Regions from separate parts of the Mus musculus genome. Here regions 2, 3, 4 and 5 are each linked to region 1. The links are chromatin contacts, found by Hi-C in ENCODE. All regions are on one chromosome and are shown on one strand. Each heading gives the region's core, a stretch centred on a gene start or an enhancer-like site at or near the end of the contact. The rest is flanking DNA. Distances are from core to core; before and after follow the strand shown.

Region 1 (2,757 bases), core at 142-2,641:
GAGCCACCAGGTGGTTTCTGGGATTTGAACTCAGGACCTTGTTGGCTCTTTTGAGATAAAATCTTGTTTTATAGCATTGGCTAGCCTGGGATTCTCTTTGTAGAGGAGGTTAGCCTGAAACTCATATTCACCTGTTTCTGTCTCTCTAGAATTGGTATTAAAGGTATGTGACTCCATACCTGAGTCCAATGATCTTTGTGGTTTTTTTTGTTTGCTTGTTTGTTTTGCCTTTGGAGACAGGGTTTCTCTGCCTAGCCCTGGCTATCTTGGAACTCACTCTGAGGAGCAGGCTGGCTTTAAATTCAACAGAGATTCATATGCCTCTGCAACCATTCCTTCCCCCCTCGCCTGGCCCCCACACCTTTCTTTTTTGAGACAGTCTTTCCAAATTTCTGACAGTGATCTTAAAATTAGTGATTCCCTGCCTCAACCTCCTAAGTAGCTAGGGAGTGCAGGCACGAACCATTAAGCCAGGTTTCTTTTTCTTTCTTTCTTTCTTTCTTTCTTTCTTTCTTTCTTTCTTTCTTTCTTTCCTTTTTTTTAGGGTTCTCTGTATAGCCCTGGTTGTCCTGGAACTCACTCTGTAGACCAGGCTGGCCTCGAACTCAGAAATCCACCTTCCTCTGCCTCCCAAGTGCTGGGATTATAGGCGTGAGTCACCACTGTCGGGCCAGATTTATTTTCCCATTATCTTTATTTTTTGTGTGCATGGATGGTCATGGCTTGTGGCTAGAGGTCAAAGGATGGCTTCTAAGAGCGAGTTCTCTTTTGCCATAGGAATACTGGAGATTGAGCTCAGGTCCTAGGACTCAGGAGCCATCTTGTCATTTCAGCAGACTGGATTTAAACACTTTTCTTGTCCATTCTGAGTCTCATTCTAGCTCAGGCGGTACTGGAATTCACTCATTAGGCCAGGTTTTCTTTAACTGCAGGGATCCCCCTGCCTCAGCCTCCCACAAATGACTGTTACCAATAATTGCTTTTAAATCTTTGGATTACAAAATTACCATTTGTAAAAGGGCAAAACCCATATTTCTTGGGTTTAATCTTTTTAAAAATTTTGAGTATGAATGTTTTGCTTGCATATAGGTCAAACGGGAGCGCGACTTGGGAGTCACGGCTGTTTTAAGAGCCACCGTGTGGGTATTGGGAGTCTGGATGAATGAAAAGTGCATTTAACTGGTGAGTCATATCTCCTGCCCCTTGGTTTTCGTCTTCAGACACCCACCCACTAGTTTTCACTGTTCTTAGTATGAAACTTCATACTTTGTTCTGAAAGTTCTCTTTAAAGATTCGGCTGTTTGATGCGGAGATTACCGACGTGAGCCACCACGCAATGAAAAGAGACACTTTTCCGTCTCACACCGGTCCCATGCAGGAGTTGTAACTAGTGACCCGCTTCTCAGAAGCGCAGAAACTTCAGGGCAAGAAAACCGTAGGAAGCCGAGCTTAGAGAGAAGTCTCTGTTTCCTGGAAGACAGAGCGCACTAAGCTGGACAGAGCAGCTTCCGGCGCGGGTCGCGTTGCCGTGGAGACGGGGGAGGAGCCGCCGTCGGCGCAGGGCCGGAAACTCTGGGCTGGGGCCCTTTGCTACCACCTCTGTCTAGCGTCTGCTGAGGAGTCACCTCCCTCAGGTACGAGGCCCGGCCTAGCGCCTCCAGCTTTTGACTGGCTCGCCCTTGCGTTTTGAAGTTGGCGGAGCGCGCGTTCCTAGGAACTTTGTCCTGGAACGGCTTGGTCGGGGCTTCTGCTTTCTTCTGTAGAAGTGCAGGAGATGCTGCCTACCCACAAGGCTCTGGTCCATGCGTGGAAGTGCGAGCAGGGCGTGCGTAAGGTCGCTCGCAGTCACGGCTGCACTCGCGCTGTTTCTGCAGGGTCTATGCATCCTTCTCCCCCTGGTGGAGAGCTCCGCTGAGTGATTCTCCAGCTCGTGCTTCGCTTACTAGTCTGCGCAGATCCACGTTCGATTCAGGGGTGTGGCGGGGCGTAGGGCTCGTTGGTACACTGAGCTCAAGTGACCAAGCAAGGAGCTGAGCTCACGTTGCGTTTGTACCATGGAACCTCTTCTGGTTTAGTTCCTGAAGGTGTATCGAGGTTTGAATGAGAGTGGCACCTTTGCCACCTGTTAGCTGATGGTCTTGAGCATCAGCCTGGAAAATGACAATAAGCACCAGCTGAGGTGCCTGTTCTTAGAGTGGGTCGTTCATGAAAAGTGCTTCGGAAAAACATGTGCAACCCGTGCTGTAAATGCTGTCTTAATTGTAGTCCCTGAGCTTTAGATTGCCTGGTAATTATCAAGTAATTTGAAGTTATCATGGTTTAAAATTTAATATTAAATATTTTTAAAAAGAAAGATGATTTATTAAAGGAGCCAGAGAGATGGCTCAGCGCTTAAGAAACCCTTACTCCTTTTTGAGACAATACCAGTTGGAATCCCAGCGTTCACCACTGGTGGCTCACAACACACCTGAAATGCCAGCTCATAGGTAGACTGATTGTCTGGTGTCCTGAAGGCTTTGGGCTCCATTTCTGGCGTCTCTATAACACAAGCTAGCTCACACTGGCCTCAGAACCCAGGCTAACCTCCAATTCATGATTATTTAAAAACATTAAAAAAAAAAAGATTTATGTGTGTGGCTGTTTTGCGTGCATGGGTGTCTGGGTACCTTGTGCTTGCCTGTTGCCCTCAGAAGCCCAAATGGAGAGGTCAGACGAGGGCATTGGAACCCCAGAACTGGAGTTCCAGGTGATTGTGAG
Region 2 (2,700 bases), core at 137-2,636, about 66 Mb before region 1:
TGGGCATATGAGACCCTGTCCCAAAAACCACTATTTTAAAATAATATATATCTAAGCCGGGAGGTGATGATACACACCTTTTATCCCAGCACTCGGGAGGCAGAAGGCAGGTGGATCTCTATGAGTTTGAAGCCAGTCTGGGCTACAGAGTGAGGTCCAGGACAGCCAGGGCTACACAGAGAAACCCTGTCTCAAAAAAAAAAAAAAAACAAAAAACCAAAAAACCAAAAAAACAAACCCCCAACCCCTATATATATATATATATATATATCAACAGTAATGATGAAGAAAGTAATAAAGGAGATTCATAGACATAAGAATCCTTTATTAAACTATAGTAATTAAAACAGTTAATACTAGGGCAGGAGTATAAATGATGAATAGCAGCATTAAAGGAATGTATAAAAATAGATATGAGTGGGTTGGAAAGATGGCTCAGAGGTTAAGAGCACTGACTGCTCTTCCAGAGGGCCTGAGTTCAATTCCCAGCAACCACATGGTGGCTCATAACCATCTGCAGTGGGATTTGATGCCCTCTTCTGGTGTGTCTGAAGACAGCGACAGTGTACTCACATACATATAATAAATAAAATCTTGAGAGAGAGAGAGAGAGAGAGAGAGAGAGAGAGAGAGAGAGACAGATCCATTTAACTTGCTACAACAGTAGATGAGAGATTTTACTGTATTCTCCAGGTTAGGGTGGCTAGTTTAAACTTCCTTTAAAAAATGACTACGCACAGTAGCTTAGTGGAACCTTCAGGAGGCCCTGCACTCAATCCCCAGCACAGAAAGGGAAAAAAAGAGTCATGTCTCTCGGCATTCTGATTTTAGACTCCAAGGAGTGTCTCCTCCTGCCATGCCCACGCCTTTCTCCACTGTGATGCTCTGTGCCCTGTCACACCGTTAGCCAAAATAAACCCTTCTTCACTGGGGCAGGGGTAGAGGTGGGAGTGGGGGAGTCCATAACCTAGTATCTGATAAAAGGGGCAAAGAGTGAGACCTGGGACATGAAGGCAGCTCACAGCCCAGGATCCACAGAACACAGGGAAAAGGCATAATCAAATCTAGTGAATTTCACAAACAGGTGTGAACCCTAAACTGTGCTGAAGCTCCAAGTTCCTTCTCTTCCCGCACTTGGTTGGGGGAAAACCTTGGAGCATTCCAAACATCCCCCAAGAGGTTTGTCATTTAACAAAGATTTGCTATTGCCTTAAATTAGCCTTAACCACGTGCCCCTCCTCACACAAGTCTCTCAGGCTACAGAAAAGAGAATAACATAAAATACCTAATCCTTTCACTTTACCTTCAAGAGGCAAAATAAACTGGCCTCTCCCAGTGGGGCATCAAGAAGTCGCCCACAGTGTGCTAGAGCCAAAAGAGTGAATTGACAAAGCTGCTCAGGCATGAGCAAAATGGGGCGAAATTGCATGGCAACGGCGGGCACATTATACCAAGGACAAAGGGAAGAAAAAAAAAAAAAAGAACAAAGCGCGTATACAGGAGGGAGATCTAACCCAAGGAAGGAGGCTCCTCACAACAGCCACGGTGCAACTCGATACCAACATGAATTCAGTCTCTACGAGATGATAAAAGGTGGAAGGAGATGAAAGGGGGAGGTGGGGCACGGATCTTAGGGAACGAATAAGGCAGCGTGCTACAAAACCAGATGAGAAATGGCGGGGAACTGAATAGCTGTGGTTGAAAATCCGTCACCGACTGAGCGCAAGGCTGAGGCAGCCGCCGTTCATGAGAAAGAAAAGGCCGGACACATTAATGCAATTAGGGAGACGCGAATAGACACGAGGGATGGGCACAGCCCAGCTGCAGGAGTAGACAGCCGTCACAGTGTGGATTTAGAGAGAACATACAAAGAATTTTCCTGAGATGCACAAGGAACGGCGTCTGGGAGTGAGAAGGCTGCGCTGTTGCTGCTTACCGACGGCCTCTCACGTTAATGTCAGCGTGCATTTTAGTTTCAGCACTGAAATGTAAGGATGCCAGTTCTGGGGAACATTATGGCGTTCCACCGAGAACATTTAGCTTCAACCTAATAACAAGCATTTAGATAAATCCAAATTAAGGGACATTTGAAAAACATCTGGCTTGATTCTTAGAGTGATTGATAGTACAACGTAAAAGAGAAAGCCCGACATGATGGTACATGCTTGTAATCCTGTCACCTGAGAGGCTAAAACAGGAGGACACACACACACACACACACACACACACACACACACACACACACAGAGGATAGCAAAGGATAGGAGTTGTTGAAATGAAAGGAGGTTGTAGGAAACAGAGGCAGGAAGGAGTATTAGGAGTTCCAGGCCAGCCTGAGTATGAAACTCTGTCTATACCCCACCAAAAAAACCTAAACAAACAAACAAACAAACAAAAATGCACCTCAAACACCACACACTCACACACTCACTCACACACACACACTCACTCACACACACACACTCACTCACACACACTCACACACACACACTCACTCATTCACACACACACACACACACACACACACACTCACACACTCTCTCTCTCTCACACACACACACACAGAGGCTAGGCATGGTGGTACATACCTTTAATTTCAGCATTAGGGAGATAGAGGTGGAAGGATTCTGTGAGTTGAAAGCCATCCTAATTTATGTAGCAGTGTATTCTAGACCAGGGCTTACATAGTGAGACCCTGTT
Region 3 (2,700 bases), core at 161-2,660, about 32 Mb before region 1:
TAGAATGTAGAAGCCACAGTATGGGGGACAGATGGCTGAGCACTTGGGTGCAGGGATGTCTACAAGACTATGAGAGACAGGGCTGAGGTCTGTGCTGCAGGCATGAAAGGGAAAGAGAGGCTGTTCTGTGGAGATTTCTTTCTGACAGCAGCTTCTTCATCACCTCCAGTGCAAGCTGGTCATTTAGAGGAAGCCAAGTGGACAGTCATTCTGGTATCAAAAGTATTGGCTCAACATATACAATCAATCCTCTAAACAAACAAAAATCACAAATCAGACAACACAAAACAATAACCAAAAGCCCAAACAAACCCGCCAATGTTGAATGCAGTCATCAAGTGACCCTGACTCTTTGCCATCTCTTCCTCGACCCCATTCCTAATGCTACTGTCTGCGCACCCCAAAGGCCCCCCACCTCCTCACAGTATGTGAAGGCATGCCATGTCCCAGACCTCACGGTAAACACTGAGGGTAAACACTGGCTTGCTTTCCAGGGCGAGTTGGAACAGCCGCACTGAAATGCCACCCACCCGTCCACGCGCTGAAGTTCCACGGAAGCCTTTCAGCTCCTGCTCTCTCCACAAAGAGCGCCGGGAAGATGGTTTCCTCTAGACTCTTCACATTTCCAAGGTCACCTGCATCTAGGGACAAGTCATAGGAGTGGCTAGGATGTTGCCAAAAGTGTCAGAGGAGGCAGCACCTGTCGGCCCCTAATCCAGGGCTGCTTGCCCTGTGCAGGAAACGTCCCTGCTGGGGTCCTTGCAGACACTCCAGCCAGGCCCTAATTAGTGCTGAGCAAGTGCTGCAGTCCCTGCCTCCTCTTGGCTGCCCATATGGCTGGACCCTGCCCCTCACCTCACGGCTGGCAGGAAAGATGAGAAGCCTGTCTGTCTCCTTTCTCTTCTTCACAGATCAACCATGCGGTACATTTCCCTCCCAGCCCAAGCCTGCACAGCCTGCCCTGTATATCCACCGGCTCAGCATTCACAGTGCCAACTAACCTTGAACTGAAAAACATTCAGAAAACAATTGCATCGCCACTCAAAGGCCCAGCCCTTTTCTTTTGGTCACGATTTCCCTAAACAATGGTAGTATACGGTGACTAGTTATGTAATGTTATATTTTACACATAACCTAGAGATGATTTAGGAGATATGAGAGGAATGACTTGTTAAAGGTAAATGGTGTGCCATTCTATAAAAGGCTGGAAAGTACATGGACTCTGATATCTACCGGAGGAGCACTGTCCTTACAGCCTGTCCCTCCCCGCCCCTGTAGTCTAAGGGACAATTGCACTCTGGAACCTAGAACCTAGGAATGTTGGAAGAGGACAGAACAGAAAATTCAGCTTCCCTCCCACGTTTTCCTGATCTAACTGTGCCTCTCGGCTTTACTGAAATTCTTAAGAGCTGTGGCTGGGCCCATCTGCCTGTTCCTTAGTGCTGTAACCCCGGTCTTTCATTCCAAGTAGATGGAGACATGGGCTTGACATTTCTGAAACCCTAGAGAGAACTATTCTTCTTCTAAGCTGTGGGCCTTGAGGATGGTGAAGGGACTGCTTGTATTTCTGTCTGGTGATAACCTCTCCCACAGGGTGGCAGCTCCAGGAAGGAGGCCACTGTAGGACTCCACAGAATGACAGACGCAGGCCCCCAGCCATGTCTTGGATCACAGGAGCCTGGGAATACAATGGGATTAGAGCCATCTTCTCTGTTTGAGTCTGGCTACAGAGGCAGGAAAAATAACCACCTGGCTCTCTTCTCTCCCGCCAATGAGATTTTAATTCCTCCCAACTCTCCTACTTCAGGCCTTGGCTCACATCGTGTCCTCTGCCTGGATTCCTGTGCCAACTGCCTCCCAGTGTGGTCTTAGCTGGCTTCCTTTTCCTCTTCCTCTCAGCTTATGTGTTTCTGCTTCTGAGAACCTTCCCTGTCCTCACTGGCCGGCTCAAAGGCAGCTCTGGGCTCTTCCACCACCACACCCCATTCTCTCTTCAGGTTTACCCCCACCACCACCACCACACTGCAGTTATGTTCTGTTACCGTAAAGTGGGGTACCCAGTAACCGTGCAGCGGACCTTTGTGGAATAAGCTCTCTAGGCAGATGGCAAGACAGTTGTACTCATAGATGAAAGGCTACGATGGAAGACAAGAGCTTTCAGGGTCAGGTAGCCTGCGTTCAAGTCTCAGCTATGACATCAGGATGTGGGAACCATAACATATGACAAAAAAAGCCTTGGTGGACTCATGCACAGACTAGGCACAGCATGCCCCAAGGGCCAACAGGAAACTACTCCTACTGGCATGGGGTCCAGAAGGGTTTTCCCAAGTCATTTTTTCAGGCTATGGAAGATGCCAGGTTGGGGGTGTGACAGATGGAAAAGAAGGGCAAAAGACGAGATGGATTAGTTTGTAATTAATTAATTGCAATAATTTACAATTATTGTAAGACTGAAAAATGGCATCTTCAACTATACATTTGAAACCCCAAGTTCTCTGAGATGCATAGAGTGCCCATCTATTTTTCATTCCTGTAACAAAATACGAGAGGCAGATTAACTTTATAAAAGAAAGGTTAGGGGAGGCAGGGCATGCCCAGACTTACAGTTCTAGAGACTGGAGTTCTAGAGGCCTCCTTTTGTAATTGTCTTCTTGTTGGTGGTCCTCCTGTAGTAAGTGCCTAAGTATCCCGTGACAGAGA
Region 4 (2,782 bases), core at 155-2,654, about 74 Mb before region 1:
AACTGTACTCTTAAATAATATTTGTCTGTCTGTTTTTTGAGACAAGATTAATCTTAGTAGCCCTGGCTGTCCCGGAATGAACAAACCCTGTAGACCAGTCTGGCCTTGAACCCATACATTCACCTGCCTCTTCCTCCCCAGTGCTAGGATTAAAGGTGTGGCGCCACCACTGCTGAACTCTCTTTTTTTCACTTTTAATATTAAGCCTATTAATCCACTCAGTAAAGATTTATCAAGTATTTACCATATATAAGTTAATGTACTAGGTGCTAGACACAAACTTAAGTTAACACACAACTTCTATACTAAAGGGTAGGCGGGAATTAGAGAAACAGACAATTAAAATTCAATGTTGTAGCACACTGAACGTCCCAGTGTAGGGAGGAGCTCATTCCTGTGTGGTGGGGGCCGCGTCCCTCACAGCCCTCAGGCTCCGGAGTTAAGGTGTGGTAATGACTCATCATCTGATTTGTGCTAATAGAGTTATTTCTAGTTAAGTTCCCAGGAAGGGCTCTGTCCCGGGAGGAAAGCATAGATGAAGCATAGATGTTTTTTCTCTATTCTAGAGATCACTTTCCACACACTATCACAACCCCAGGGAACTAAGGAAAGCACGTGACGTATCACATGTCATTCTCAGTGTTCAGGTGAAATGAACGAGAGCTGCCTGTTTGTATTTTGCACGCTCTGAAGTGAACTCAGGGCTCCACACATACTCTGAGGGCCTGCACTATCACTGAGCTACACCCCAGTCCCTGTGGGCTTTTAATACAAGGGAAAACGACGCTACCACAAAGCAAACAAAATACCTCAGTCTCACTGGGTCAAAGCTAGTCATCATTCAGAACTGTTCAGTAATGTTCTAATTCTAACAATGTAGTGTTCCAGCACAAACTAACTCTTCAAGGATCAGCTAAATGCATGAATAAACTTACGGATCTGCTGATCACATCTCCAGCTGTTGAAGAGGGAATATTTTAAAAACTGGAGAAAAAGAACTGTTACTATTATGGATACTACTCATGGGCTCTAGAATCCTTTCCAGTAACTGTTCCAATAAATCAAAACACGGACATGTGAGCCAAAGCAGAGAAGCTGTTCATGTGCTCACTGGCTATACTGCTAGTTGACGCTTTGCGATTCTGCAGTCATGAGCTACAAGAATGACTGAGGAATTATCAGTGCAAATGAGCCCGAGGTGACTTGCCCAAACGAATGAGCAGATAAGCTACAGGAATGCAAAGTATGGAATGGACTAATTTTTCTGAATTTTAAGACCTGTATTGTTATTTGTGCACGTGTGGGTGGGCGGGCATCTGAGTGTGGTGGTACATGTATGATACACGTGTGGAGCTCAGAGGATGACTTGGAGGGGTCAGGCCTCTCAACTTCTACCAAGTGGGCTCCGGGATTAAACTCAGCCTTGGCAGCAAGCCATCTCGCTGGTCCTTACGACAGAGGTTTTTATTAGACTATTGTTAGGAAGCCGATGCACAGAAATTCAGAAAAAAAAATTAGACATGCGTTCTATGTTTTCCAAATGATCTCTAAAAACATCAAATTTTAGGCCTTTGCTTATAGGTATGGCAAGTGCTTCAACTTGGACAAGCCTAAATAAAATAGAATTTATTCCCTATGGAAGTACCTTTTCAACTTTTACTTTTTTCTTATCATTTTTTTTTTTTTTTTTTTTGGACAGGGTTTTTCTGTGTAGCCTCTGCTGTCCTGGAACTTGGTATGTAGACCAAGCTGGCCTTGAACTCAAAGGTCCACCTGCCTCTGACTCTGGAGTGCTGGGATTAAAGGTGTGCATTTCTTTGGCATTTTTCAATTGGGCTTTTTAACTATTCAGCTTCTAACTTGTTTAAGAAGGATCTCAAGTTAGTTTTCACTTATCCCACACATTTCAATTTCACCCCTTAGTCCCTGTATACAATTGTGTAGACTAAGCTTGCATTATAACATTAGGAGTAGGGTCCTGTAGAAGAGATATATAAAGAGGCACTTTGTCTCAGACTCTGGCCTGAACTTGGAAGCTCATGAACAACTGCCTCCATTGCCACCTTGGTGCTTATGGTGATTTTGGTTGACAACTGGACTACATCTGGAATGACCTAAAACCCCAAAATGGCTGGGCACACCTGTGAAGGAGTTTTGCTTAACTAAATCATCTGAAGAGGGAAGATTTACTTCTAATTATCTTTGAGGTGGGAAGACCCACCTCTAATCTGGGCCACTGCTGGCAGCCACTGGCATTAGAGCCTATTTCTTCAGGATTCCAGTGTATACTGAAGACCAGCTTTGGTATCCAGCCTCATGGATTGAACAACTACTGGGTTCTTGAATTTTTTGTTTATGTGCAGTCACTGTTGGGTTAGCTCAACTGCAGCCTGCAAGTTTGTAACCCTGACTAATACAGATTTTTGGTGCCCAAAGTGGTTCTAGAGGGGCTGGAGAGATGGCTCAGTGATTAAGAGTACTGACTGTTCTTCCAGAGGTCCTGAGTTCAATTCCCAGAAACTACATGGTGGCTCGCAAACCACCTTTGGGATCTGACAGCCTCTTTGGTGTGTCTGAAGACAGCCACAGTGTACTCATGTAAATTATATATATATATATATATATTAAAGTGGTACTAGAGCAACAGAAGTATAAGGATTAATCTTTTAAACAACTGGAATAGGCTTTCCAAATTGCCAGCATCTATAGTTGTCAAAGCCTCTCCTGTTCCTGAAGCCTCTCCTGGGACTTTGCAGAGTATGAAAGCCCATGGTGGGAACTA
Region 5 (2,700 bases), core at 187-2,686, about 75 Mb before region 1:
CCCTGTGGCGCTCAAATCCTAAAGCTATTCCAGTAAAGGCCTGTGCCTAGGCCAGGCTCAAACTGCACTGGACTCCTTTCCTCCTGTCACTCTAGCAGGCTTTATGCAAGGCTGAAGCCTGTTTGCCTTCCACTAATACTCCTAATAGATGTTGACAACATCAGCTGTTTGGGAGGGAAAACAGGAAGGATCAACGAGAAGTGGGATTTGGAGAGATAGTCTGCCTCTTTGTCCAAAGAGGACAGAGGGGAGCGGTGATCAAGGCAGTCGGTCCAGAGCTCCTGTGGCAGAATGAAGATGGTAATAGCTTGAAAGGAAGAGAAAAGCATGTGGTCTCTTCGTTGGGACAGGTAGCAGGGACCTAACTCAAAATGCACATTTATTTGTAGAGGATCCTCCTTATCCTGCAAAACCCCTCCCTTCCTTTGAGGCCCAGAGGACAGGCACTAGAGCAGCCAAAAGAATGTGTGTGGAGGGACAAAAAAAAAAAAAAAAAAGCCGGTCAGTGGTGGCGCATGCCTTTAGTCCCAGCACTTGGGAGGCAGAGGCAGGGGGGATTTCTGAGTTCAAGGCCAGCCTGGTCTACAGAGTGAGTTCCAGGACAGCCAAGACTATACAGAGAAACCATGTCCCGAAAAAAAACGAAAAAACAAAACAAAACAAAACAAAAGGTGTGTGGAGGGAAGAAAGAAAGAAAAAGGAAGAGAGAGCGAGAGCGAGAGAGCGCGAGAGAGCGAGCGAGAGAGCGAGAGAGCGAGAGAGCGAGAGAGCGAGAGAGAGAGAGAGAGAGAGAAAGAGAGCGAGCGAGAGAGCGAGAGAGCGAGAGCGAGAGAGAGAGAGAGAGAGAGAGAGAGAGAGAGAGGAGAGTGCAAGAGAGGCCAGTGAGCCCTGTTCTGGGAAATGTCTCCTAGCTAGGCACTTGGAGGTGATTATGATGTCACTTGTGGAATACTCAGACGCTTTCCCACCCTCAAGGTCAATGGAACTGGCCGCCCAGCCCTGGAGCCCAGATGAGCATTGGGCCAAGGGTTCTACCGAACCCTAGCGCCTTTGGGGCGGTAGCCCAGGCCAGAGGTTGCAGCCTAATGCTCAAGAGCTGAGCCTGGGTCGGGAGGAAGCCAAGTCAAGCAAACTTCCAGAGCCACGCCCAGCCACGCCCCCATCCTTCTGCCCCGCCCCTTACCAGTTCTCTCGGTTCTCTCAATTTTGCGGCCAGACCTTTCCTCAGTCCATCTTTTAACCGTTATTGTCGTCCTGACCCACATCGCTGTCAGCCCAGTTCTTCCACAGGACCCTACCTCGCAGAGTTCAACGTTGAACCTCAGCTTGGTCGAGCCCTCGGCCCAGCTGTAAGCTCCAGTCCAGCCCCTAGCTCCGCCTCATGCTTGCCCAACCCCCCGCCCGCCTCCCCCCCTCAGGTCTTCCAGCCCGGGTCTAAGCGTCAGTCGGGTTCTTCATCCGGGATCTCCAGCTCCTTCCAGTCCCTTCGTCACACCCTTAACGCCAGTACGGGCTTTTACCTTTACCTTACAGACCCAGCACTCAGTCCCATACTTAGCACCTTGCTGGTCCCTGCTTCTAGAAAACTCTAGCCCAGAGCCCCGCCCACAACAGTTGCTGGCCCCGCCCCTTCCAAATTCAAGCTCTAGCACCAGGACCGCCACGCCTTCTGGAGGTTAGCCAGGGACCAATCTTCATGAACGTATGTCCTTGCAGGTATCCTGGCTTTGCGTCTCCTTGGTGACAAGTCCCTCCTCCACTGTGTATAGTACACCCTAAAGCCCCCTAACCCCGGATCGCCAGACCCATCCCCCTCAGATCTACCCTTCAGATTTCCTCCCAATCCCTAGGCCCCACAGTGCCCTATTTTCCTGTTGAGAAAGTAAGGTGACTTACATTCGTGGTAACTCCATCCCAGTAGGAAACCTTCACGTTGCTCAAACACAGCGTCCACACTTCACTCGTATATCACACACGATGACGCCAAAAGTCTACACAGATCTAACATAAGAAGTACATGTGTGCGGGGTGGTGGTGGCGCACGCCTTTAATCCCAGCAACTCGGGAGGCAGAGGCAGGCTGATTTCTGAGTTCGAGGCCAGCCTGGTCTACAGAGAGAGTTCCAGGACAGCCAGGGCTACACAGAGAAACCCAGTCTCGAAAAACAAAAACAAAACAAAACAAAAAAGTATATGTGCAACTGTCCTATACATGCACCTCATGGGACTACACATTCGGGCAGGCCCCTGGGAGAACTGAGTATTGAGGTGACTTCTCACATGCACACTGGGTTAACCAACTCTGTACAAGACGATGTGAATGAATGAGAGCTGCTTCACAGATATCCCTCACGTCACATCTCTCAGTTTACCTCCAATCAGCTTCCAAAGCCAGAATAGGTGTACCTCAAAAAGCAGAGGATAGGCTGGCCATGGTGATGTTTGCCTTTAATCCACACACTTGCAGGTAGATCTCTGAGTTCGAGGCCAGCTTGATTTTCATCGTGAGCTCCAGGAGAGCCAAGATCAGGACTCAAAAAAAAAAAAGAGGGGGGGGGGTAGGGGAGAAAGCCGGATGTGGTGGCATGGGCCTGTGTGCCTTTGTTGGGAGGCAGAGGCAGGCAGATCTCTGAGTTTCAGGTCACCTGGGGCTGACCATGAAACCCTGTTTCAAAAATAAATAAATATAACCCCCTAGTAG

What was found. Hi-C counts contacts between places; a loop is a spot of excess contacts on that map.
Region 2: a loop to region 1 is called in a map of T-helper 17 cell, with 160 times the contacts of the local background. The contact joins the enhancer-like site here to the promoter of Sfi1 in region 1. A Hi-C loop is called at or near these places in 5 of 37 maps with a recorded cell type or tissue (T-helper 1 cell, T-helper 17 cell, T-helper 2 cell and 1 more).
Region 3: a map of T-helper 2 cell shows a loop between it and region 1 (117-fold over the local background). The contact joins the enhancer-like site here to the promoter of Sfi1 in region 1. A Hi-C loop is called at or near these places in 5 of 37 maps with a recorded cell type or tissue (T-helper 1 cell, T-helper 17 cell, T-helper 2 cell and 1 more).
Region 4: a loop to region 1 is called in a map of T-helper 2 cell, with 47 times the contacts of the local background. The contact joins the enhancer-like site here to the promoter of Sfi1 in region 1. A Hi-C loop is called at or near these places in 5 of 37 maps with a recorded cell type or tissue (T-helper 1 cell, T-helper 17 cell, T-helper 2 cell and 1 more).
Region 5: a map of T-helper 17 cell shows a loop between it and region 1 (17-fold over the local background). The contact joins the promoter of Proca1 here to the promoter of Sfi1 in region 1. A Hi-C loop is called at or near these places in 3 of 37 maps with a recorded cell type or tissue (T-helper 1 cell, T-helper 17 cell and regulatory T cell).

What each region holds. Positions count from the first base shown.
Region 1 is chr11:3,192,237-3,194,993 of GRCm38, reverse strand. Sfi1 (Sfi1 homolog, spindle assembly associated (yeast)) reads left to right here and starts at 1,391. Exons shown (of 33, transcript NM_030207.3): 1 at 1,391-1,634.
Region 2 is chr11:69,526,348-69,529,047 of GRCm38, reverse strand. All of the region lies in intron 4 of Dnah2 (dynein, axonemal, heavy chain 2), which reads left to right. Among named protein-coding and RNA genes, the nearest start is that of Dnah2, 21 kb to the left of the region's middle. Within about 2 kb of position 1,386, at least 1 of the 3 ENCODE cell types and tissues checked has a DNase peak (open chromatin) inside an H3K27ac peak, as active enhancers do.
Region 3 is chr11:35,303,446-35,306,145 of GRCm38, reverse strand. All of the region lies in intron 4 of Slit3 (slit guidance ligand 3), which reads right to left. Gm46277 (a long non-coding RNA gene) reads right to left here. Exons shown (of 2, transcript XR_003949657.1): 1 at 1-2,700. Among named protein-coding and RNA genes, the nearest start is that of Gm46277, 17 kb to the right of the region's middle. Within about 2 kb of position 1,410, at least 1 of the 3 ENCODE cell types and tissues checked has a DNase peak (open chromatin) inside an H3K27ac peak, as active enhancers do.
Region 4 is chr11:77,438,894-77,441,675 of GRCm38, reverse strand. All of the region lies in intron 12 of Ssh2 (slingshot protein phosphatase 2), which reads right to left. Among named protein-coding and RNA genes, the nearest start is that of Coro6, 24 kb to the left of the region's middle. Within about 2 kb of position 1,404, at least 1 of the 3 ENCODE cell types and tissues checked has a DNase peak (open chromatin) inside an H3K27ac peak, as active enhancers do.
Region 5 is chr11:78,193,438-78,196,137 of GRCm38, reverse strand. Proca1 (protein interacting with cyclin A1) reads right to left here and starts at 1,436. Exons shown (of 4, transcript NM_001368876.1): 1 at 1,184-1,436. The coding sequence starts at 1,265.